Linked DNA regions of Homo sapiens: regions 1 and 2 are each linked to region 3. The links are chromatin loops, found by intact Hi-C in ENCODE. Cell type or tissue: PC-3. All regions are shown on one strand. Region 1 overlaps TPRG1 (tumor protein p63 regulated 1). Region 2 overlaps TP63 (tumor protein p63). Region 3 overlaps TP63 (tumor protein p63).

Region 1 (8,000 bases), 410 kb before region 3:
CATGCTCATTACAGAAAGTAAGAATTTTCAAAAGAAGAAAAAGAGTTGTGTCAATAGTGTTAAAGTTCTATTGTGTCTTTTTCAATCCTGTTATATGCTTCCCACTCAGGTTTAGTGCCAGGGTAATGAACTGGAAAGAAAGCAGGCTTAATGTTATCCTTCTTAAGATTTTACTCTTCCTCTTGCCAGATTTGCTTTGCTGTTTGTAGGAAGAAGAACCAGAGCTAGACCAGATAAGCTCCAGATCCCTGCATCTGGCTTTTCACTTCCATCACTGAAGACATATTCCTGGTCCAGACCTAGAATCTGAGCACTGTTGGGAGTAGGCAACTTCTGCCAGCAATGCCAATAAATGTCCCCTTTGTTAACCAGCCCTCAGATATCCTCAATATTCCTACTTTACTAGTAGAGCTCATGGCTCTTGACCGGAAATCCAGGTCAGAGTTCTATCTCTGGGTCAGAAATATCTGGTTGTAAATCCTGGCTCTCACTAGTTCTGTGCCTTTAGAATTTTCATAATTCCTTTCTAATTTTCAGGTATCAACAATTTATGAAGAACAATGAGATAATGGATGATAAAATGTTTGTGTGCTGGGCACGGTGGCTCATGCCTGTAATCCCAGCACTTTGGGAGGCTGAGGCAGGCGGATCATGAGGTTGGGAGATCGAGACTATCCTGGCTAACACAGTGAAACCCTGTCTCTACTAAAAATACAAAAAAAATTAGCCAGACGTGGTGTCACACGCCTGTAGTCCCAGCTACTCAAGAGGCTGAGGCAGGAGAATCACTTGAACCTGGGAGGGAGAGGTTGCAGTGAGCCAAGATCCTGCCACTGCACTCCAGCCTGGGTGACAGAGTGAGACTCCATCTCAAAAAAAAAAAAAAAAAAAAAAAAAAAAGTTTGTGTTCTGTAAGACACTTTCCAGCTAGCAAATATTGAATGCCTAGTAGGCACTGTTAGAGGCTTCACATTTTAAATTACATTTAACACTTTATAGTATGTTTTTGAGAAAAATACAACTAATTCCACTTAACAGAAAATTAAGGTGCAGCAAGATTGGTAAACCTGCTACTCAGTGAAGTGGCAACCATCATTGAATCTGTTGAAGATAAAGGTTATATTTCATATAATGTTTTCCTCCATTTTTTTTCTTCTTCTGCCATTATCACCATTACCACCCAATCTTTGATTTTATCCTCTTTTGTGTTTGCCTCTAGTCTTCTTAATGACACCCAGCAGGAGGCTGACAGATAGCAAGGCCCAGCCCCACTCTTGGCCTGGAGACCAAGGAGGGCATCCAGCTTAGCCACGGGTTCCATTCACCTCTGAACACACTATGCCTCTTCGTTCTCTAGTTTTGCATCTGGCAATTAGAGACAAATTTTTTCAGTTAATTAAACCACACCCTACTGACTCCTCAGTGACTCCTCACTAGCTTCCATGTTAGGATTAGACTGCTCTGGACCATGCACTTTTCTGTTTAATCACAGCACCCTCCCCTGCAACCTCTACCAATTTCTGTAGATTTCTTCTGGACTGTCTGACTTCACCCTGCTTGCTCACATGTAGCTCAACTGGACATAAATACAGTCACCACAAATATACAAATTATGGCACATAGCACACATACAATTTTTCTTATGTGGATCTTTGTTCTTATGATTTCCTGTCTTCAAAGTACTTAATGCTATTTTCTCATCAAAAGCCTTATATCCATCAAACCCCAGCTAAAAGGCCCCATAGTTATAAAATCATTAGGCTGCTCTGAGTTTATGGAAGGCTTGTTTTATATCTTTCGAGGTCCTTGCATGCACTTGGTACAAAGTCAAAGATCAGTAAAGACGTATTGAATGAATGAAGCCTTTTTTGATACCTTTAACTATGAGAGATTGTTCCTTCTTCTGAATCCTCATCACAATTGTATCCGGAGCAATTTCCCTGGACTTCATGGAGGATTTCTATGAAGGATTTACTTAAAATGTTCCCACTTAAATTAATTATTCATTATTGAGGGAGTTATACCCTAAAAGGTTTGAAGGATGGATCAGGGTGTGAGGCTCCGTGTACAGAATATGACAATGCCAGTGTCTGCCGAAGTATGACTCTAGCAATGACAACATTTCATGTCATCCTCATCAGTGGAAAGAAAGTTATCACTTTTAATCCTAGGATGACATTTGTTTCTTTCTGACAGACATGGACTCCAAATAGGCCATTTAGATGCTCACAACTTAAAGTAGCATCCAGTTTCTTCTCCTTTGTTCGAAAGTTATTTATTGTCAACTTCATTGGATTAGCTTTCCATTTAAATGGCATCTGAGAAAACACAGCTTTTTCTAATAACTTGTTGCATTTTCCTTAGAATAAATGGCCTGAGAAAGAGGGTATTTTTATCATTTGCCCATCACCCCAATAACAGTATGTTCCTAGTTTCCCTGTCAATAGAAGTTTCGAAAAAACAAATTAGAAAAAGAGCAGCTAAAGTCAGGAATGTTGATAGCAGCAAGAAATGGCAGCCTGATGGTGATGGAGGAGACAGCTGACATAAGAACCAATAAACTTAGCAGTCAAGAATCTTTTAGAGCTTTAGGCAAATAGTCTGACTCTTCATATACAACAGCTGGCTTTCATAAAGGGAAGCAGTATAGGAAAGTATTATAAGGGTTTTGAGTATTAATTTGGGTAACATTTAGATTTCAGTCTATATTTGGTGAATTTAAGGAGCCAAGGACACAGGACATAAATGATGAATAATAACTCCCTTCTAGGTCTTAAAATCTGGGTGTTTTTTTGGATAACTTTATTAAGTAATTAAAAATAGCTATTTTTAATATAAGAAAATAAGTATGTAAGTTTGAGAATGACTTTCATCCAAATTAATTCACTGAGGAAAAATACTTCTCTGTGTTATTTAAGTGAAACCCAAAGGTTGGTAATCCTCTGCTCTGATGGGTCAAACACGTTAGGTTTGTGTAGAGTTAGAGTGTCCTCTAGACACTATCCAATCCAGTGCCTTCTTTATTTTATAAGGAGGGAATTGGCACATCAAGAAAAGTGCCCAGTCTAAACCACAAAGAAAGTGACTATAAATGCAAGGATTTGAACCACATTTTTTTTTGACTACCAGTCCAGGGAGCTTACTACCATAACATGTAACACTCTAAAAATGGAATAATATGACATTCAAATTGACAGGCATCCTAACTTGGTCTGTAAACTCATTCATTCACCTTCATTAAACAAAAATTCATTAAGTGGTTTCTATGTACCTGGCACTGTAAGCAGCCATGTTTATTTCAGCATAAATATTTACTGCACAAACACACATATATTCCAACATTGTGAGTCATGAAATCTTAGGTTGGACCTTTGGTTTGGAAACTTTGTCTTCCTCTCTTCAGCCATGAACATGACCACCTCTAGGACAAGCACATTTAAAGTTTCCCAAGCAGATAAACATCTCTTTTAAGGACTTTCAGTTTGGGAGATTCCGTGACCATTTTTGGTAACCCTTTTTATAATTATTCACTCTCACTTGATCTAAATTCTGCTCTTGATTTAACCTCAAGTCTTTTCTTCTGCAGGTTAAGATCACTTTTTTTCACCTTTTAGGAGAGGAATGTTCAGGTCTTAGTATCCTTCTGAGAATTTCTCATATTCATTAAGTTATCCCTTGGGTTAACTCTTGTTTTTTTTTTTTTTTGTCTAACCAGCATAACACAAATTATTCTGGTCTTTCAGCATAGATCTTAATTTATTGGGGGTAGAAAAGGATCTTACAAATGATCTAGTTTTAACTACCTGATATTACAGATGGATCCCCGGAGCCCGGAGAAGTAAAAGGTTCAAGTTACCCAGTTGAATAGTGGCAGATCCATCTTTTGAACCCAGGCCTTCTAATTCTCACTCAAGGTTTTTACAATGACACCACAATGCCCCTGAATCTTTTTTTGATGAACATTGCCGATCTGCTTTATTTATTACTTACCTCTGCCTCAAGTAATATAACCCATACAATTTCTTGGTTACCCTTGCCAGTAAGTGGTTAATCTCACTGAGCTAAAGGCCCTGGAAACTTCTGGGAGGGAGCCAGGTGAGCAAAGAGAGCAGATAAAGGCAGCACCTGCCGATGGGTTTGGAACAGCCTGGGGACATGGAGAGAATGTAAACACATTCTGCAAATCTTATTGTCTGACTCTGTGCCAGCGTCTTTTGGGTTCTTGTCATGGAAAATATTTCCTCTGAGGTCATTCAATGAGCAAAGGAGCATTGAATACCCTCCAGGGTGCCAACTCTGTCCCTGCTTTTGTCCAGATTAAATAAGCAAGAGACTAACATTTCATGGGCCTAGAAGTCTGCCTTTCAACAATACTTGCTCTAAGGTAGGGGGAAAGGAGACATTAAGAAAATAGATCATGTTGTTCTGAGTTGCTCTCTCCCCATCGCCCGCCCGCCTCCTCCCACTCACAGCCTCCCTCTGTTTGCTCACCCATACTTACAAGCACACGCCCTGCGTTTAGAGCAAGAGTTAATGTCTGTGCTTCCTCATAAATCTCGGTTTGGTGCCTCGAGCTATGTTTTTAATTCTGTGGTGGAGCTTTGAGATTTGAGATGAGTAGAAAGGAGGGGCAGCTGATGGAGGTAATAATGAAAGCTGCCATCTTTCCTTCTAGGGAGCTAGGTGTCCTCATTCAGTTTTGCTAACAGGTAGGTTAGTGCCTTAACAGAGACTCTTTGGAGGCCAGGGTAGAAGGAGAGTGAGAAGTCCAGGGAGAGGAAGCCAGCTATGTTGCCCTATGCAAGAGGACCTGTGGCTTCTCTCTGAAGAAAGAAGAATGCACGGAATGAGTATATTAACTCAGACTGAGGACTGACTGGCATATTTTCTAGCTCAGCTAAAAACAACTTGGAGGAGAGGAGTCTTTCCTGTCAAAAATAATTTATTCTCTTACAAAGTTGGTTATCAAAGAATGTGTTTCCTTCTTCCAACCTGTAGCTGCTTTTTGTGTTGTTAAGCCATATTTGTTTTTCATGACTGTGTGCTTTGCCACTAGTATGAGCAGTTTCTACTGTATAAAACTCACCCCTTCAGCATGTCTTTGCTTTTTTTGTGTGTAGAAAGCAAAACTTCTATTGGTCTGCTATGATGATTTAAAGTAGTAATTGCTCTGGTCTTCTATCCTGCCAACAACGGTGTTTGAGTAGAACTCTGAATCTGAGTCACTGAGTGAAACATGTAATTAACATGACTAAAGTAAGAACTGTGATCTTTGAAAACTCTAGTCTCAGTTACATATCTATAAAATCAAAGAATTGGAAACTGACCTCTCCAAAAGGCCTTCCAACTCAGATAGTTTAGGATCCTAAACATCCATGACTATTACAAACCTTCTTCCACCAAGTCCTTATGGGACCCTTCCCCTGCCTCTGCCTCTTTCTGGGAGGCTTTGGAACTTACTAGAAGTAAAGAGTACATTGTCCTTCTTACTTCCACTACTGTGGGAATGGAGGCCAGATCCAGCTGTTTTCCTTGAGGATAGAAAGTGGGAATAATTGAAATAAGTGATCCTCTATTTCTGAAATGAGACTTGCAAGTTTCTATTTGTGCTTTTTGAGGTCTGGGAACAAATTGATAGTAAAATCGGCTCATAGATTGTCAGATCATGGGCTTACAGAGTTCAGGCACTGAGTCTTATTCCTTTCTCTATACCCTGCATAGAGAATGTGCTAAGAAAATGGTGGAATTGAAAATGGAGAACTTTGGAATGTTTTAGAGGATCAGCTCTGAGGTGATTTAAAAGATTACTTTTAACCCATCAGAAAATATAATTAAGAAGTTAGGCTTATTCAGACTGAAGAAAAGAGAATTGAAGAGCTTATTTAAGCTATCTGAATGGAAGTTTTTCTGATGGATTTAGATTCAAGTAGAAATCTTACATATGAAAACATTGATGGAAAGCAGAAGCTGACACATAAGAAGCATCCTTGGACCCGGATACAGGTGGAAGAAGAGGTATCAATAGGTGAAGACAAGCATAAAACATCCCAATACTTCCTCTGTGCTAGAGATTTGCTTCTCTGGTTTTGTTTATGTCCAGTGATTCTGGTGTTTTTCCTTTCCCTGCCCCTTTTTTAAAATTACATTTCACTAGTGGTTCTTGACTTGATGATCTGATTAAGTCTGGTGATATTCTTTAACTTATTTCCTGTAACTACATCTATGTCTTCAAAAGTAGCTCAAAATTACTATATGGGTTAAATAAAATAAAAAATATAAGATCTCTAACAGTACAGAGTGGGTAGTATGGTTCATAGTAGACACTCAATATATGCTGGTGGGACAGTGCCTTACAGAAACAAAACTTTTTATCATCCGTTATCCTCCTGTTTTTCACAAAATTATTGTGACCTACAGATCAGAAAGGTGGTGTGAAATGCCCAAAGACACAAGCTAGTGAAAGTCATGATTTATACCGAGTATAATTTCAGAAAGAAAACTTCCAAATATTTATTTGCTTGATAATTTGATGTTGGCAACCTTTACTTAGGACTTTAATTAACCCATCATAGCAGCTCAGTGAGAAAGACCCAGTCTTCTTCTTCTTTTTGTTTGAGACAGAGTCTCGCTCTGTTGCCCAGGCTGAAGTGCAGTGGCATGATCTTGGCTCACTGCTACCACTGCCTCCTGGGTTCAAGTGATTCTCCTGCCTTGGCCTCCCAAGTAGTTGGGATTACAGGCTCCCACCACCACACCCGGCTAATTTTTGTATTTTTAGTAGAGATGGGAGTCTCACCAAGTTGACCAGGCTGGTCTCAAACTCCTGACCTCAGGTGATCCACCCACCTCAGCCTTCCAAAGTGCTGGGATTACAGGCGTGAGTCACCGCACCTGGCCAAAGACCCAATCTTCTCACCCTGACAACTTAACTTGTTTGTAATTGTCTCCTTCACATCCAGTGCTTCCTTATTTTCCTATAGTCTCAAAATTGCTCATATTGAGTATATTTAAGAATGCATAGTTTGTTTTGAGACAGAGGTTTTCTTCTGATAACTGACTGGGATCCGTAGGCAGGCTTTTTTCACCCATGAATGATGACAGCCTCCTCAGAGCAATTCTTTTAACTTTGTGTCTATTGGAAATAAGGCTATGTTATGCAATAGCAGGGCTTTAGCTTTGAATATATTTTGTAGCCTTAGCCCAGAATGGTGAAAAGACCCCTGAATGAGGTCTCAGGAAACCAGGACTCTTGCCAGTTCATCCCTGTCTTGTAGTGATGCTTTGGGAAAATTCTGGTACTTTCTGAGTCTCAGTTTTTTCCATCCACAGAAAGGAAGCACTGGGCTATAGCTTCCAAGAGCCCTTCTAGCTCTGACATTCTACAGTTTATAAACCTTATCTGCATTTCCACTGAGAAATAGCTGATTTGTGCTTTTCCATGTTTGTAAAATGTTGTGGTAGGTCCTGAAAGCCTCTTGGAATGATAGGATAGTACTTGCTGTGACCTTTGCAGTAGAGGACTTGTTCTGCTCAGTGGGGCTAATTAGATGCTTCTGAACTAGAGAATTCATACCCCAAGACTGCTTATGGATGTTGTATGTCTGCAACCAGATGATCGTTACTGGCATCATGACCACCTACACTATTCACACAGCATGACTGAGGTCATGGAATGTCTCGATATAGAGATTCTAAAGAACAGATGAGGAAGTCCTGTTTTTTTCTAAATATGGGAAGACATATTCAGAAGATTCAGAAAGAGAAATGATTCAGATTCAGAAAGAGAAATAAGCTTGCCCATAGTCACGCAATGTTAAGTGTCAAAACCGAGACTGTATCACAGGACTCCCGGACATCCAGCTCACTGCACTTTTACTCCACTCTGTCGCCTCCCAGGATTTCTTTCATGTGAGTACGTTACTATTAAATAAAGTATTTCTGGTCATAAAGGCATCTGCAGTCTCCACGATTGTTCTAATGGTGTTTGACAAAAGAGAAGA
Region 2 (8,000 bases), 110 kb after region 3:
TTTGAGACAGTCTCTCACTCTGTCACTCAGGCTGGAGTGCAGTGGTGCCACCTGAGCTCACTGCAACCTCCCCCTCCCAGGTTCAAGCAACTCTCTGCCTCAGCCTCCTGAACAGCTGGGATTACAGGCGCGTGACTCCATGCCCAGCTAATTTTTGTATTTTTAGTAGAGATGGAGTTTCACCATCTTGGCCAGGCTGGTCTTGAACTCCTGACCTTGTGATCCACCCGCCTCGGCCTCCCAAAGTGCTGGGATTACAGGCATGAGCCACCACGCCCAGCCCTATTTTACTTTTATCTATTGTCAATGACTACATTGAATACTTTTGTATGCAAATGTAACAAAGGCATATTTTGCAGTTATTTATACTTTATGTCTGAGAATTATCACATAATTTAGCAAACATTAACTCATCTGTTTACCTTTTGCTGTAAAAGCTAGAGCAAGTGATGTAGATGGGGACAAGAAAATGACTCACTCAGCCTCAGAACCACAAGGAACTATAGACTTCTTGCAGTCTGGTTTTCTCTTCAAAAAGCAATTAAATATACGACCATTTGTATAAGTTTCCACAATGCATTCATATTTCAGAACTGATTTCTTACCTAGCACGGCATGGATTTCAGTTATAATGTTTCTCCTTGCACAAGCATGGTAGACATGGGGTTAGTAGGTATAAGAATGCCTCTGGGAACAATCTTTTAAGGTTTTATAGACTCTTTTCTCTCACCACTCCCCCAACCTAAGTGTAATTGTCATCTTAGACACTTTGAGTTTAGGGGTGGAGATAGGGAGAGCATCATCAGAAGGGACAAAAGGAGAAAGGGGAAGTGAAATGGTTTGTTGGATACTAGTGAGTGGAGCCTTTTACAGAAGTACAATGCACGCATTTTACATTTGTTAGTTAGATGTTTTCTAAGATGGTTTTGTAGCTCTGATGGTATATTTTTATGGATATAAACTTCTAATATGAGGAAGAGACCCAAACCAATTCAAATAGCATGTTAAAATTCAATCTATCTACAATCTTCACGTCCTTGATTATTACATTCTGTAATCTCATGGGTATTTTTGCTTCCAAATATAAGGACATACCTATTATTTCCTTCAGTTTTCTTTTTAGGAGAGTTGACTGAACTATTTCAGGAAAGAAGATGTCTTACTTTCCTTTGCCTAGTAAGCCTTGCTGCTTTTTGAACACAGTGCATTTTCTTCAAAATATACCCACTACTTTAGGTGGTCTTAATGAATGAATAATATGTAATTGTGTATACTTTTCTAAAATTCTTTGAAACTTCCAGGAAGGAAGGTCTCATTAAATATCTATTTGAATTTTAGTGAAAAGAACAAAAAAAAGCAATAACAAATTAAGACCTTTGATTCATGTGTACTAGCAGTGGTTTTATTTTGGTAGCTAGTGCTGTGATGTAATTGAAGCAGTATTTTCATATAGAAGCATTTTTTACTTTTATGTTCTTTCTACTTGTTAGAAGTATTCTTTTATTATGGTTACTTTTGAATGTATGTTTCCCTTGCACTAACTCAGAATACAGCCTCACTTCACAGCGCTTAGATTTGATTCCTGCATTCATACTGTTTGCATTTGAGGGTCCTGGTGACTGCAGTAATCTCCACCTCCTCCAGAGCCAGAGAGAAAGAAATGGCCACAGCTACTTTGTCATCTTTTGTCACTGGTCTCAATAGAGGGTCAAGCGTGCTTACCACATGGAGGATGCTTCAGAACAACAAGGGAAAGAATTAGAGTGTTGCCTGGGTACTGCCCACGCTGCTATATGAACAGTGAGAGAGGTTATATTTTCCTAAGCCTCGCTTAAAGCATTCCCAACTAACAGATTTTCTGTTTCTAATGGTTTGAACTTTTGTTTTTAAGTTGTTATTTGGGCATGTGGTTGTAGGGCATAGATTATCTCCTAATTTATTGCTTTCTTAATTTGACATTGGAATTTAGACTTCAGAAACAAAAAATGCAATACTTTGAATTATCTTCTTTCCATAAGTTCCTGATTTAAAATGAAAATGTCCCCTTAACTGCTAATTACGAGATATCGTATAAAGCATATGATACTTACAGTATATCTTTTTTGGTTGTTTTATAAGATGAAGATTACAAATATGATATTTAGCACATCCTGGCTCTTCTTGAAAGCAGGGACTATGGCTCTTTTACTAAAGGACAAATAGTGCCTAAGGAAACAGGAGGGTGTAGGAGAAAGAATTCAGCTTTGTGGTCAGATAGACCTGGGGGGTTGAATTTCACTTCTCTCTAGCTGTATGGTGTTGGGCTAAACACTGTCTCTAGAGCGGCTTCCTCACCTTTCAAATAGGGATGATACTCCTTTAGGTAACGATGTTATTGGTAGGATTTGATATAATAAGTATAAAGTGCCTAAAACAATGCCTGTAAATGGTAATTTCTATTAGGATGGATCATAGATTTAGGATTAGAATTTACACTAAACCTACCTTATTCATAGATTTGTCCAGAATCATAGCAGGAAATCTACTCCATAAAGTAGCTCTAGCCTCTGGTGCCTAGTAGAGGTGATGTATTAGGATAGTACTTTAAAACTTTTACCCCAATTAAGAGCAGAGGAAAATGAATGGCTAGATTAGCCATCCTGAGGGTTTAATCTGAAATGGTCCATAGAAGACATATCATTTTCTTTCTGAAAAACTTATTTCAACTTTGCATTCAAATATAAATATATATTTCAATATAGGTATTTCTTCCCCTCATTAAAAAGTCTTTAAAATTGTTGTTCCAGGAAGATGAGTAGTATTTATCTTGTAACATTGAGTTATTATACCCAGGCGCACTACCAGGAACACTTCTGATGTACAAGTGCCTTCAATAATTGTTTCAGAAGCACAATTTTGAGATAAGTTAAAGTGCCCTGGGAAAGAGCATTGTTTATTTTTGGAGCCTTAGCCCAAAATGACTCGGACTCATGCTACAAAATGATAACGCTCTTCATCAGTTGTATAGAGCTCCTTCTTTATGGCCAGCTTTCCTAGAGATATTTTAGACTTCTTTAGATGTCCCCAAAGGCACAATAACCACGTAAGAAGGGAAGCCACAGGAAGGCAGATTGCAGCAGAAAATGAATGGTCAGGGTTCTCTAGGGGTGGCTGCACTGCCTCCAGTGGTGGTGAGTTCTCCACCTCCAGAGAGTGAGACACCCTTGACTCAAGTTTTAGATGAGAGAAACAATCAAGCAGCCTCTGAAGTTCCCCTTGAATTCAAATTCTTTGCATCCAGAAGAGAAGTATTTTGTGACCAGAAAGATACAGATTGACTGCAATTGACCTTTTCTATGCCAGACCATTGGTTAACTGAAGAGAGTAGACTCTCCAGACAGGCAGTGGACTCAGCCTACACCAAAACACACAGCAAGCCTTCTGTGCCTTTCCCCAGGACAGTGACTCTTCTTTTCTCTCTGAAGCTGTGGTTCTATGTAGGAAACTACATAGGGTGAAGCTAAAAGGTAGGATGGGCCAGCCTATGTAGGGTAAGGCTTTTTAACTCTATCGCATGGGCAGTGTGCTGACATTGCATACTTTTTCAGCACCTCTTCAGATCGGTATATAAAGTAGATTAACCTGACAGCAGATGGCGGTTGGTTGGAGGGGCCTGCAGTAAAGGAGAGCAGTTTGGAGAATGCCACGGCATGCAGACGCACACTGTGGAGCTGAGCACTCAGTCGGTGATGTGGCTCACTCACCAGGGGAAGGACAGAGGTGAGATAGGGCAAGAGTCAGTTGCTGAAGTCACTACTCCAAAGGGCTAGATAGAAAGGTAGGGAGGAGGAATGGAGAGCCAGAAAAGGAGCCAAAATGATTAGCTATTTTACTAGAGCAGGTCTGTCCTAAAGGCTTGGCTGCCATTCTCTAGCTGGGACCTTGACGAATCACTTCCTCCCTAGTGCCTCAGTTTTCTTGTCTTCAAAATGAGGATGATGCTACCTATCCTGAAGGGTTATTGTGAGGATTAAATGAGATGATGGGGTGAAAGTGATTTGTAAACTAGGAAGTCTATCATGCAAACCGCATGATAGACTTCGGATAGAGGCAGCAGGTATACCTTTCAGCTTTCTGTCTTGCCAAATGAACATTTGTATCCTCTCACCTGGTGTCCAAGATGAAGGTGCTGGTTCAGTGAGATAACTCTTATCCAGCCTAATCTCAAGACTTCCTTTCATGCTCTCTCTCTCACACCTAGCAATAAATGCCAAAAGCCTAATAGCCCCCCAAACCTTGATCGTTTCAAGAGGATCCTTTCAAAGGAAACCTGCCTTTCCTCTCTCCTTGAGGAGAAACCAAAGCAGTCCAGTGAATAAAATTCATATTTTTCTCCCAGGCTGATTGAAATGGCTGGCCGTGGGAGCCCAGGGCCTTTTTGTAGGACTGTTTTATTTATTTATTTTATTATTATTATTATTTTTTTTTTGAGACAGAGTCTCGCTCCGTCACCCAGGCTGGAGTGCAGTGGCACAATCTTGGCTCACTGCAACCTCTGCCTCCTGGGTTCGAGCCATTCCGGATTCGAGCCATTCTCCTGCCTCAGCCTCCCCAGTAGCTAGGACTACAGGTGCCTGCCACCATGCCTGGCTAATTTTTGTATTTTTAGTAGAGTTGGGGTTTCACCATGTTGGCCAGGCTGGTCTTGAACTCCTGACCTCAGGTGATCCACCTGCCTCAGCCTCCCAAAGTGCTGGGATTACAGGAGTGAGCCACCGTGCCTAGCCTGGACTTTTCCAATTAGGCTGTGCCGGGGCTGCTGTGAAACTGTTTTCCTGTGAAGACAGTGATTTTCTCCTTAGGGTGGCTGCTGTCACACGGCACTGCCCCTTTCCTTATAATACTTGATCACAGACACAGTAACATCTGTGCCTAGATCACAAGCCATACTTACTCAGGACGATTTTCCTCTTAAAGCACCAGGGAGGGAGAGGCCCTTGTCAGAATTCTCACGACTGAATCATTGCCATGAGCTAATGTCTCCAGTTTTATGAGTCAGTGCTGGCCCAGGCATCGGTTTTGTAGGTTTAAAAAAAAAAAAAAAAAGACATGGGTTAGACTCCCCTAATATCAGTAGCTTGTTCAGGGGGAAAGCAAACTGAGCTATCATCAGACAGCAGCATTTTAGAAATCAGATGTTTGGTTCCTCTCCTCTGTAAGGATATAGAATAAGTGGAAGAATTTCAGAATTAAAAATAATAGTAATAAAAGCTCTCTGATTTGTGCGTGTGTTTTGTTTTGCTTCTGGCAAAGAAGGTAAAATGGTGTGTTTGGGAGATGAATGTTCTTGTAATAGGCAAGATGTAGCTTGCAGGAGAACATCTGCAACAAACCCTTATTCTGCATGAGATACAGCCAAGACCTGTTTGTGTGTTAGTGCCTGTTCAAACATGTCTAATTTTTAAAATGATTTATAAAGTTTTGGAGGAATCACCTTAAAATGTTATTTCCTCATATAATAGGCATATACATTCACAGCGTGGTGGCTAAACTATACACCCTGTTGGAGTTTGAGCAGTGCCAATATTGAGCTAAGTGATATAAAAATGGTTATCAATATGAAGTAGATAGAAAAGTATTAGGAATATCTGCAATCATTCGTGAGTCTACCGATTAATCCAGCAGCAGGCAAAAATAAATTATGCTTTCCACGTTTTTAAATGTTCTTGGTAGAGAATTTATGCAAAGAATAAAAGGGAAATACATGGATATTTGCTTCAAAATACCCAGAGGTATTGCTCAAAACTTGATTAAAAATAAAATAACAGAATTGGGGATGGACGTCAATAAGAAAGAATAAGCTTAAATAATATCAGTATCTATTAAACAACATGATTTTTAATTGTGTCTTCTCTATTCTTTCCCTTTATCATATATTTACACATAATAGGAAATGCCTTTTAGGAAAGATAGTGGAAGCCTTCTCTTTTGTTTTTAACAGCCATTGCTTATGTAGTGCTAATGCATCTTCTTAAATCCACGTGCTTTAAAAAAAATAATATTTTATGGTAGTCATGTACTTCTCAACACATCATTTGGAAAGAAAGTTAGGGGTATGCGCTGTAATTTGTACCCAGTATTCAGAGTTTACAAGAAAGATTGCTCTTCCCTGCAGCCTCTCCACCCTTCCCCCTCCTTCTCTCTCTCCCCCACTTGCTTCTTGCTCCTTGTTTCTTTCTCTGAAGAAGGACGTGAGCTACATGGAGGACAGGGCAGAAAAGGGAAGAAAAAAATAGGAAATGGTGAGAAAAATATTAAGGACATTTAAAACTTAAAGTTTTATGGTTCTTTTTAGCTAAATGAATCTTTTGAGCTTCCATGGGGGAAATTAGTGTAATTAAAATTTTCTAGTTCATAAAACCAAATCTTTACATACTGACTGAGCCCACTGTAAGTATTGACTAAGGCAAGGACAAATGTTATCCTCTGACTTGGAAAATTCAAAAGAAGCATTTTGTCTCTTAAATGAAGGTAGGTTGATTATATTTGATGAGCTTCTTGGAAAAGGCATTGATTAGTCCACATCCAGAAATTTAACTTCCCTTTTGCTTATACTACTTGAAAAATGATTTTATGGACACCGTGATGTAAACAATGAGTCTCTCTAGGAAGGGATACTGTGTATATTTTTTGTTTTATTTTTAACTTTCTGGCATTCCAAGACACATACAGTTTTTATTTGAGGGAAATATTCGTAAAATAGAATACGAAGGAACTATTCCAAAGTCAGGAGTTGAGTGAAATATCCCAATTAAAAAACTGAAAGGATTGTTTATCAGTAAGTTGCAGGATATGTGTAGAGCTCCACAACATGAAAATTCAGTATTAATAATTTTGGCTTGAAATATTTTCAGTTCTATCTCCTTATAAGCTTCAGAATTACTAACCACCGAAACTGGTGTAACTAAGAGGACGCATAGCATGAGTCTCATAGGATCTCTCCAACTGGTGCCTTGTAATTTTGTATGGTATGCATGTGCACACATGTCCCAAGATGCGTTTGTTGAGGCTTAGTTGAAGGCCCCATACTATGAGGTCTCAAATGTTAGAGTTCACTGAACAGCACCTTTAGTTTCAACATGCATTTTCTAAGCACTGGAAGGTACACATTGAAGAAAAACAGATATAACTCCACAGTTGACTAGCTGGGTTGACTAGGCAAGTGACCTGATGCTTCTGAGACTCAATTTTCTCTTCTGTGAGGTGAAAATAATCTCCATTGAAGGCTTTTGAAAGTTCAATATATGAAGCCCATAATATAGTTCCTGCCACTGAGCAGGGCCTTGATAAATTGTGCTAGTTATTATTAAGGCTAGACACTATTGGGTAATTATATTAATAGATAAGTTAGCCCTTTCTCAAAGAGCTCACAGTCAAGAAGGGCAAACTGATAAACCTAGTTGTAATTTAGTGTGACAGGTGCTATAATCTGTCTGGAATGTTCCCCTAGCCACCACCACCTCTGTCTGCCATGCAGACTCCTACTTATTCTTTAAAACTCATTGGAAGCATTAATTGTAGATGAACACTTGCCTTGTGATACCCACCCCCCACCAGCTCCCCCTTACAGACACGTACTCAGGAGTTCAGAGGCAGTAGCTTTGACCTTTCATCTCTGGGTCTTAGTGCTGGCACATATAATGGGTCTTAACAAATATTTTTCAGGTAATACCTATTACCTAAACAAAGTGGAATGTAGTACAGAAAACTGATTTTGCTAGTTTCACAGAAAACTTTGCATTTAAAGTTGGGCCTTCAAGGATAAGCAAAGTCTTGGGAAAAATAAGAATAGATATTCCAGGTAGAGGGACCAGGGTAAGTAAAGGCATGGAGACATGAATGTGTTATGTAAGTCTAGGAGTGGGAAGCAGTTTGGTATACCTGGACCATAGAAAGTTTGCAGGAACAGGAGTAGCAGGAAATGAGGCTAGAGAGAAGTCCACAGAGCCAGATTGAGATGG
Region 3 (8,000 bases):
AGTGAATTGTCAGAATAGTGTCTTGCCTTGTGTTGTAGCAGTACCATAATGACTGACAGCCTACAGTACTCTGACAATTTAAAAAATATAACCTGTTTTCTTTCATGTGGGTATAATGTCTCCAGTTAGGCCTATCCACTTTTTATGATCTTATACCAGCTGGATCCTTACACTGATGTATGGGCTTGAGCAAAGAATATAAGGCGGAGATAGGTAGGCTGATGGAACTTCCGTGATAGGAAGCTGTCATGTTGGTTTGGTGGATGGACAGAGGAAGAGCAAAAGCATGAAGGAGAAAAGTGGAAGAAGTGTGGAGGCCACTTGAAGAAAAGTAGTAGCTAAATGGTAGGCAGGACTCGAGTCAACTTTCTTCTGGAAAGTTTCAGGACTGAATCTGGAAAAGGAAAACACAGAACAATTAAAATTGATGTGCATTTATTGAGCACATACCTTGCACAAACACTACAATAGGCACCGTGGTAGACACTGAGATACAATAATGCATTTCCCTGTCCTCACTTACGAGGACAGGAAACAGACACGTAAACAACTAACTACTGCACAAGGTAGAATTCAGTCACAGAGGTCAGTTTGTCACAGAAATATGGAAGAAGACATTTTTGATTGGAGAGGAATAAGAAAGTTTTCTGAAATATTCTGAGGTAAGAAGTGAAGATTAGCTAGGTTATTAATAAGTCTTAGTCCACTAGGAGTGCTGTAACAAAATACCATAAACTGGGTAACTTACAAACAATAGAAATTCTCATGGTCCTGGAGGCTGGAAAGTCTTAGATCAAGGCACTGGTGGATTCCGTCTGATGAGCACCAGCTTTTTCATAGGTGGCACCTTCTTGTTTTGTCCTCACATGGTGGAAAGGGCACACAGCAGCTCTTTGAGGCCTTTTTTACAAGAGCACTAATCCCATTCATGAGGAGAGGCAGTAATGATTTAATCACCTCCTCAAAACCCCACCTCTTACTATCATTACCTTGGGGGTTAGGTTTCAACATATAGATTTGGTGGGGTGAGGGTGGGGACACAATTATTCAGATCACAGCAATAAGAAGACAAATATGGAAAGGTGTTTCAGATTGAAAGACAGAGTAGGCAAAGAGAAAGGTTATAAAATGCAAGGACTATTTCAGAAATGAAGGTAGGATTATGAATTATGTTTTATTATGAGATGAGTTTAAGCTCAGATCATTAGGTGTCTTCAGAACCATGCCATTGAGTTTGGGCTTTGATCTTGAGAGGGAGCCATTGAAAATATCTGAGATGTCAAGTGACATGGGGACATCTGTTTTTGGACTTAGGGGTGCTGGGAAATTCCACTATTGCCACATCTTAAACCTCTAAGAAAGAGCTAGGTTTGCCTGGGAATTCTCCCAGACCACCACAGCACAGACAGAGAGGTCAGATTGGATTTCCTGATTATTTGGCTTATGGTCAGATAGATTGAGATGCAAAAACCTCAAAATAGGCTTTATGGCCACTTCATCTCCATTTGTACCCCTGCCTTTGGGCTTTATAGCATTCTGTTTATTCTGTGTATTTCTGACACTTAACACACTGCCTGGCAAGTAACTACTCAGTAAATGTTTACTGAATGAATGGACAAACTACTAACTTGTTTCAACAGTGGGGAAGAGGCCAATTATCAGAGCTTGAGTAAACAATCTACACATGAGCATCTGGTTTTGAGCTGACAGACAACTAGCCTTTGATACCATCCTCTGGTCCTTGAGTTTTTGGATAAATACTTCATTTTCCTGAGCTGAGTTCTTTTCATTTGAAACGAGTTCATCTTATTCCAAACGTTTAGGGGGTAATCTCAAATGTACTTCATCTCCAATGAACTGATCCAGTTTTAACTTCAGAAAGTCAAGCTTCACATCTCCCAAATTTATTTGATTTTTGAATTTTGAAAAGATTAGAGACTGAAGCCTGCATAAAATAACAAAAGTAATTCAAAAAAGTGTTATATATACCATAGTTGAACAATTAAATTACAAGTTCAAGTCTAATCCAACTTTTTAACTTATAACATTATATTAGGTGTATATTCTGTGAATAACTTTATATCCCTCTTCATAATTATAATTGATGCTTTTATAAATTTTATAATTGATGCTTTTATAACTTTTATAATTGAATATTATTTCAATAAATAAGTCCATAATAATATAATAAAATAAGTAGCAAATCAATTTCTAAGTCTGAGAGGCTTTACAAATCACTAATTAGAAAATATATGATCAAGTGAAAAATTTTTTGTTCAGTATGGAAAGAGTGATTAAAACCTGGTCTTCATTCTCTCCAAAGTACGGTTTTAATAGTTTCTGTTGATCCTTAACACATCTGAAACCTAAAAGCAATTTAGACAAAGTTGGATTTTCCAACTCTTCATTTTATATGTGGTATTCACAGATCCTCAGTGCCAAATGATTATCTGTAGATGAATTAAAGACACCCCGTAAGTGGAATTGTGTGTATGTGTATGTATGTGTGTGTGATGCAAAGCGTCACAGGACCCTCATAAGGTGGACTTTGGGAAAGGTACTATTAAACCTCTAAGAGTTCTGCCTTCAAGTTCTATTATTCTCTGCCATGACTTTTGGGAAAGTGATCATGTTCCCGGTGTTCTGAAAGTTTAAAGAGACGTATGCAAAGAGATGAGGTTTTAGCAATCGCTCCAGAAATTATCCCATCACATAGTGTAGGCTCATTGCCTAAGAACAGAATATAACCGAGAATAATACAGAAATATCAATATCCAAGGACAAGTACCGAAAAACAAATCTTGTTTTGACAGAGGTCTGTTAAAGTGTATGTTCGTACACCAATTATGCGGAAATTTTGAGAAGTTTCTTTTCTGTCCATCCTAGTAATGTTTGAGTGACTTGGTTGTGACTTAGAGGCCTCCTTTTCAAGACTGTATCTCTCACTGATGTACACCACAGTTTCTGATAGGTTTTCCTTGGCTGGAGATTATCCTTACATCTTTCCAAAATTCTCTCAAATATGAGAGGCCTGGTTTCTCAGGAGGGAGTATTGAAGAAGGGCATACATAAATGACAAAGAGTTAATTCAGCTTGCTTCTCAGAGTTAGAGTCATTGAACGTAAACACACACAGACATACATGTACACATTCATATAAAAAGCATCTCTTTTTTTTAAAGTGCTGTCTAAAAAGCAAAATAGAACAAAAATCCAAGAACTCAAAAATTCTACACAACCAGAGAAGCACTGGGAGAGAAACAGTACTGTACGTTCAGCAAACTGTTTTATTTTCCTCTTGCACGTAGTTAGCTATATTTTTCCAACCTCCCTTAAAGTTAGGCATGGGCATGTGACTTGGTTCTAACTAGTGCAATACAGGCAGGGTGCTTCATGCTGCTTCCAGATGTGGCCCTAAAATTACCATCTGACCCTTCACTTGCCCTCGTTTCCTCCCTTTCTCCTCCCTTCTCCTCTCCTCTCTTTATCATAGGCTGAATAGAGAGGACCCAGAAGAAATCTTTGAGGCCCTAGAGGACTGCTAAGCCACTAGATGGAAGGATTCTAGACCTCTTAGTCACCCTGAGTAGGAAAGTCACACAAGAGAGCTGCCAGAAGGGAAATATCTGTGTAAGATTTTGTGTGAGAAGGCTGATTATAGCATTTGTTTTGAAATTACGGCATTTGTTTTTTCCTGTGGTTATCTTTTAATCTAAAACAGGAAGCATTGAGGGTATGTTCTGATCACTTAGAAGAAGATAAGGTATAACATCCAGATTTGATCTCTCTAAGAATGTGCTACCTTTGCTATTCTAGGGAATATTCCTTGATATAAACATTAAGACCTATTAGGTATATACATTTCAGCAAAAGATGATTGTAATTACAAACTGACATTGATGGTAAATTACTCTATACCCTTAATAAGGTCACGGGTTGTGAGTCTGAAACCGTCTCTCTGGTGGTTTGGGACATAGCCACCATGGTATGTAAATCTGATGCTAAAAATTGGAGCAGCTAGCCATGTGAAGAATTTGGATACTGTACATAAACCACAATGAATCTTATTGTGGAATAGTAAAGATTTATCACTGTATAAATTTCTGTGCACTGATTTGGTCTGTTTGTTTTTCTTTTGTTAGAAAAATCAAGAGACCATGAAATTGTTTGAGAAATAATTCTAAGTCTACGTGAGCACTGAGGCTTCAGGAACTGAACCATGCTCTTCTGTGCCCATCCCTTAGCTCATTATTCTCAGAGGGATGTGGATTTCACTTTCAACCACTTTAGCTTAGATAGTGATAACAATTACCTACCATTTATTCAGTACTCACTACGTACTATACTAAAAACTATATACATCTCATTTACTCATACAGCGATATAGCACATTAAATATTTTTATTCCTGTTCCACATATGAGGAAACTGAGGCTTAGAAAGTTTAAGCAACTTGGTTCAAGTCAAACATCTGTAATGTGGCAAAACCACATTTCTAAAAGTCATGTTCCTAATCAGTGCTCAATGCATCCGTTACTGACCTTTGTATTCTTTATCTGTAATTGTATTAGATACCTCCCTTTTATGTATAATGTCCAATTTTATAAAATATATTTTTATTTACTCTTGAGTGAGATCAAACCCCAGGGGATAGCATATTTGTTCAGGGCCATTTTGTTTTAATGATTTTACACCATAAAATTTGTTTAGATTCTTAGTCACTGGACTTTGTGGAAAGAATGTCATAATTTCTGTGCTGAATTTAATTTTAAAAAGCCCTGGAAATGCTACTTCCATGATCCCTTCCCTTTTAAAGAGAGAGAATTTGCCAATCATCTTTCTCACTCAGTCCCAACATTGGAATGGTGTCATTAGGAAAGGAAATTTTCAGCTTTCACATCAGTAAACACAGTGGAGATGCAAGAAATCCATAGTTCTTACTCGGAAAGGACTGCGGAATTTTATGATATTCTGAATTTTATAGCCCAACATTTTTAAAGGAACCAAAATAAACAAACAGTTCCTCAGTTGCATTCTTTTTCCCCTTTGGCACTAGTCTATCTTATCTGAAATTTTTTCAGTTCATCTACTTCATGATAAGCACTTTTCTTCTCCTAGGAAGAGCTATCAGAATCTCTTAGTATCTTTTTTTTTTTTAGATGGAGTCTTGCTCTGTCTCACCCAGGCTGTAGTGCAGTGGCGCAATCTCGGCTCATTGCAGCCTCCACCTCTCAGCTTCAAGTGATTCTCCTGTCTCAGCCTCCCAAGTAGCTGGGACTACAGGCGATTGCCACCGCACCCAGCTAATTTTGTATTTTCAGTAGAGACTGGGTTTCACCATGTTGACCAGGCTGGTCTAGAACTCCCAACCTCAGGTGATCTGCCCGCCTTGGGCTCCCAAAGTGCTGGGATTACAGGAGTGAGTCACTGCACCCAGCCTCTTAGTAACTTTCTATCTAATTCACACTATCAATTGCAACAACTGAAATATCAACATACACGTATACGAACTAAACAAATATGTACACACACACACACACAGTGTTTGCTGTCCTAAAGCTGCTCCCATGTTTCAACATCTCTGAAATTAAAGAGTTATTATCACTATTTAATAACCTTTCCAACATGCAAACACATGCTTCATCTGGATCAATCACAGATAATTTCATAATAAATAATGTACTAAATATCATCTTCCACACTGATCAAGAGACCAGCTTGAGAGAGTGTGTCATGTAACTTTTGACAAACACAATAACTTTGAATAATAATTTGCTTATTAGCTAAGATTTGGGAAGCTGACTGCTTCCAGAAGCATCTGGATGGGATAAGAAATGAGAACAGCTATACTGTTTTCATATAGCTATACTGAATTTGAATTTCTTTAAACTCAATACACTAAAAATATGACCTCACAAGCCTGTAGGTCACAGATAAAATCTGAAATTAGGATTGTAGACATCCTGATTAAATGAAGTTGGTCTCATTAACCAAAAGTAATCATGCTTGTTCAGTCCCTAAGCTGCTTAATGCTTCTGCAAAATCTGGGAATTAGGCTTGAGGATATCTCTTCTGTGCTGCATAAGCCCTTTCCTTTAAAGCAGTTTTCTTTGTGTTCTTTTTTTCTTTTAGCTTGAAATTGGACCCAGCCTCCAAAAGTCAGTCTTTACCCTGAGCTTAGAAAGGGAAGACATAGAGTTAGTAGTAACAGGAAACATATTAAATGCAAGGGATAGAATTAAAGAATGTGTTAATGTGGAAAAATGAGAAACCTTGCTATATAATCCACTATTTCTGTCAGACTCCAAGAATCTAAAATGGAAAATTATTCAAGAAAGATAACAACATAAGAGAATGCGCTGATGGAGGAAGGTCTATATTGGAAAAACAAAAACAAATGCCAATCTTTACAGAGGGTAACCTACAAGGATATATCACAAGCATCTACAAGTGATGGATTTTGATTCCCAAGTGTGTGGAGAAAACTCCTAGGGACAACTTTGCAGTGACCAGAAAGCCATGATTGAATAAGGGGACACATGTTCCTGGGATAGGAGTGATCTTGTGTTTATTTTGGAAAGAATTATTTAAAGGGAAAAATAAACCTGATGTATTAGTTTGTTTTCACAGTGCTATAAAGGACTACCTGAGACTGGGAATTTACAAACAAAAGAGGTTTGATTGACTCAGACAGAGTTTCACAAGACTGGGAAGACCTCAGGAAACTGACAACCATGACAGAAGGCAAAGGGGAAGGAAGGCGTGTTTTGCAGGGTGGCACGATGGGGGAACTACCAAACACTTTTAAACCATCAGATCTTGTGAGCGGTCACTCACTGTCATGAGAATGGCATGGGGGAAACTGTCACCGTGATCCAATCACCTCCCATCAGATCCCTCCCCTGACATGTGAGGACAAGATTTGGGTGGGGAGAGAGAGCCAAACCATATCACCTGAAAATACTGCATAAATAACATTTAGCAGGCTAAGTGTAAAGACCTTTATCACATCATTTAGAAATTCAATGTTTCAATTGTTAAAGAAACATGTAAACATATAATATTGTTAAGTTAGCCAACTAATATAAGTGATTCAGTTTTCCTTGGGGGTAGAGAACCTATACATGTAAGATGGGATTGTCATTTTTGGGAAAGGTGGAAAAAGATGGAAATTACTTTTGAGCTTTACTTTGAATCATTTATCTAAAAAAACAAAAACAAAAAAACAATGTAGCCTATACTTTTGGAGAGGGGTATATTTAACAGAAATAAGAATATAAAGAATATGTGAAGAACATAAAGAATACTTCGGAATATGAATGTCTCTAGCTCTTTGTGAGGAGCTCTGACATCTCTCAGACATAACTGAATGAAAAAGCACAAATTTCTCGGTTGCCGTAATTGAAGTGTAGGGTAAGAGGAAAATAGCAGCAAGAACAAAACTCACAGATGCAGACAAGGACAAAAGCCATAGACGCACGAAGGAAAAACCTGCCCACAGAAAAACGGTGTTCTCGGTTTGGTAAAAGTGAGAGAACTTGTTCTTTGGGAAGCCAGGCAGCTCCTAGCAATCACAACTTTCTTTTGTACATACTCAGATCATTTATTTTAAAACGAATCGGTAGCCTTTTTTGAAAATACTCAAACTTGTCCTTAGTTATAAGCTTCCTAATCTGCGCTTGCAGAGTCCATGATGCTCAGTTGGCTCTCCTTGATTATGTGCCCATATTCACTCTTTCATATCTATTCTTTTTGCATCCGATGTATCAGAAATCTGTTTATTCCTCCAGATTTCTTTTGTAAAGTTCTACCTGACCAATCAACACATCTAGTCCCTCCATTTTATGGCATTATCATGCCATAAAATGTTATCTTCGAGTCTAGTCCAGCAAAGTTTTTCTGTAAAAAAATCAGATTGAATATTTTCAGCTTTGCAGGCCATGCGGTCTCTGTCACAGCTACTCAGCTCTGCCGTCGCAGGTTGAAAGCAGTCATAGACTAC

What was found. Hi-C counts contacts between places; a loop is a spot of excess contacts. Peaks named below come from ENCODE experiments on the same cell type or tissue, not always from the same donor. Only the 100,000 strongest peaks of a DNase experiment are listed, where the experiment ranks them.
Region 1: it touches region 3 in a loop (7-fold over the local background); 1 of 110 quality-filtered maps calls a loop at or near these places.
Region 2: it touches region 3 in a loop (4-fold over the local background); 1 of 110 quality-filtered maps calls a loop at or near these places.

Annotation. Positions count from the first base shown.
Region 1 is chr3:189,300,427-189,308,426 of GRCh38, forward strand. All of the region lies in intron 4 of TPRG1 (tumor protein p63 regulated 1), which reads left to right. Among named protein-coding and RNA genes, the nearest start is that of TPRG1-AS2, 64 kb to the left of the region's middle. RefSeq lists an enhancer at 7,492-7,551. In PC-3, no CTCF peak of the experiment used is centred here; DNase peaks (open chromatin) are centred at 3,375, 4,225, 4,525 and 5,185; H3K4me3 peaks cover 1,809 bases; H3K27ac peaks cover 3,480 bases.
Region 2 is chr3:189,819,767-189,827,766 of GRCh38, forward strand. All of the region lies in intron 4 of TP63 (tumor protein p63), which reads left to right. Among named protein-coding and RNA genes, the nearest start is that of MIR944, 6.2 kb to the right of the region's middle. In PC-3, a CTCF peak has its summit at 3,172; DNase peaks (open chromatin) are centred at 455 and 4,985; H3K27ac peaks cover 2,691 bases.
Region 3 is chr3:189,711,661-189,719,660 of GRCh38, forward strand. The region is part of intron 1 of TP63 (tumor protein p63); the gene reads left to right. Among named protein-coding and RNA genes, the nearest start is that of TP63, 84 kb to the left of the region's middle. In PC-3, a CTCF peak has its summit at 677; DNase peaks (open chromatin) are centred at 1,641, 3,581 and 4,091; H3K27ac peaks cover 4,191 bases.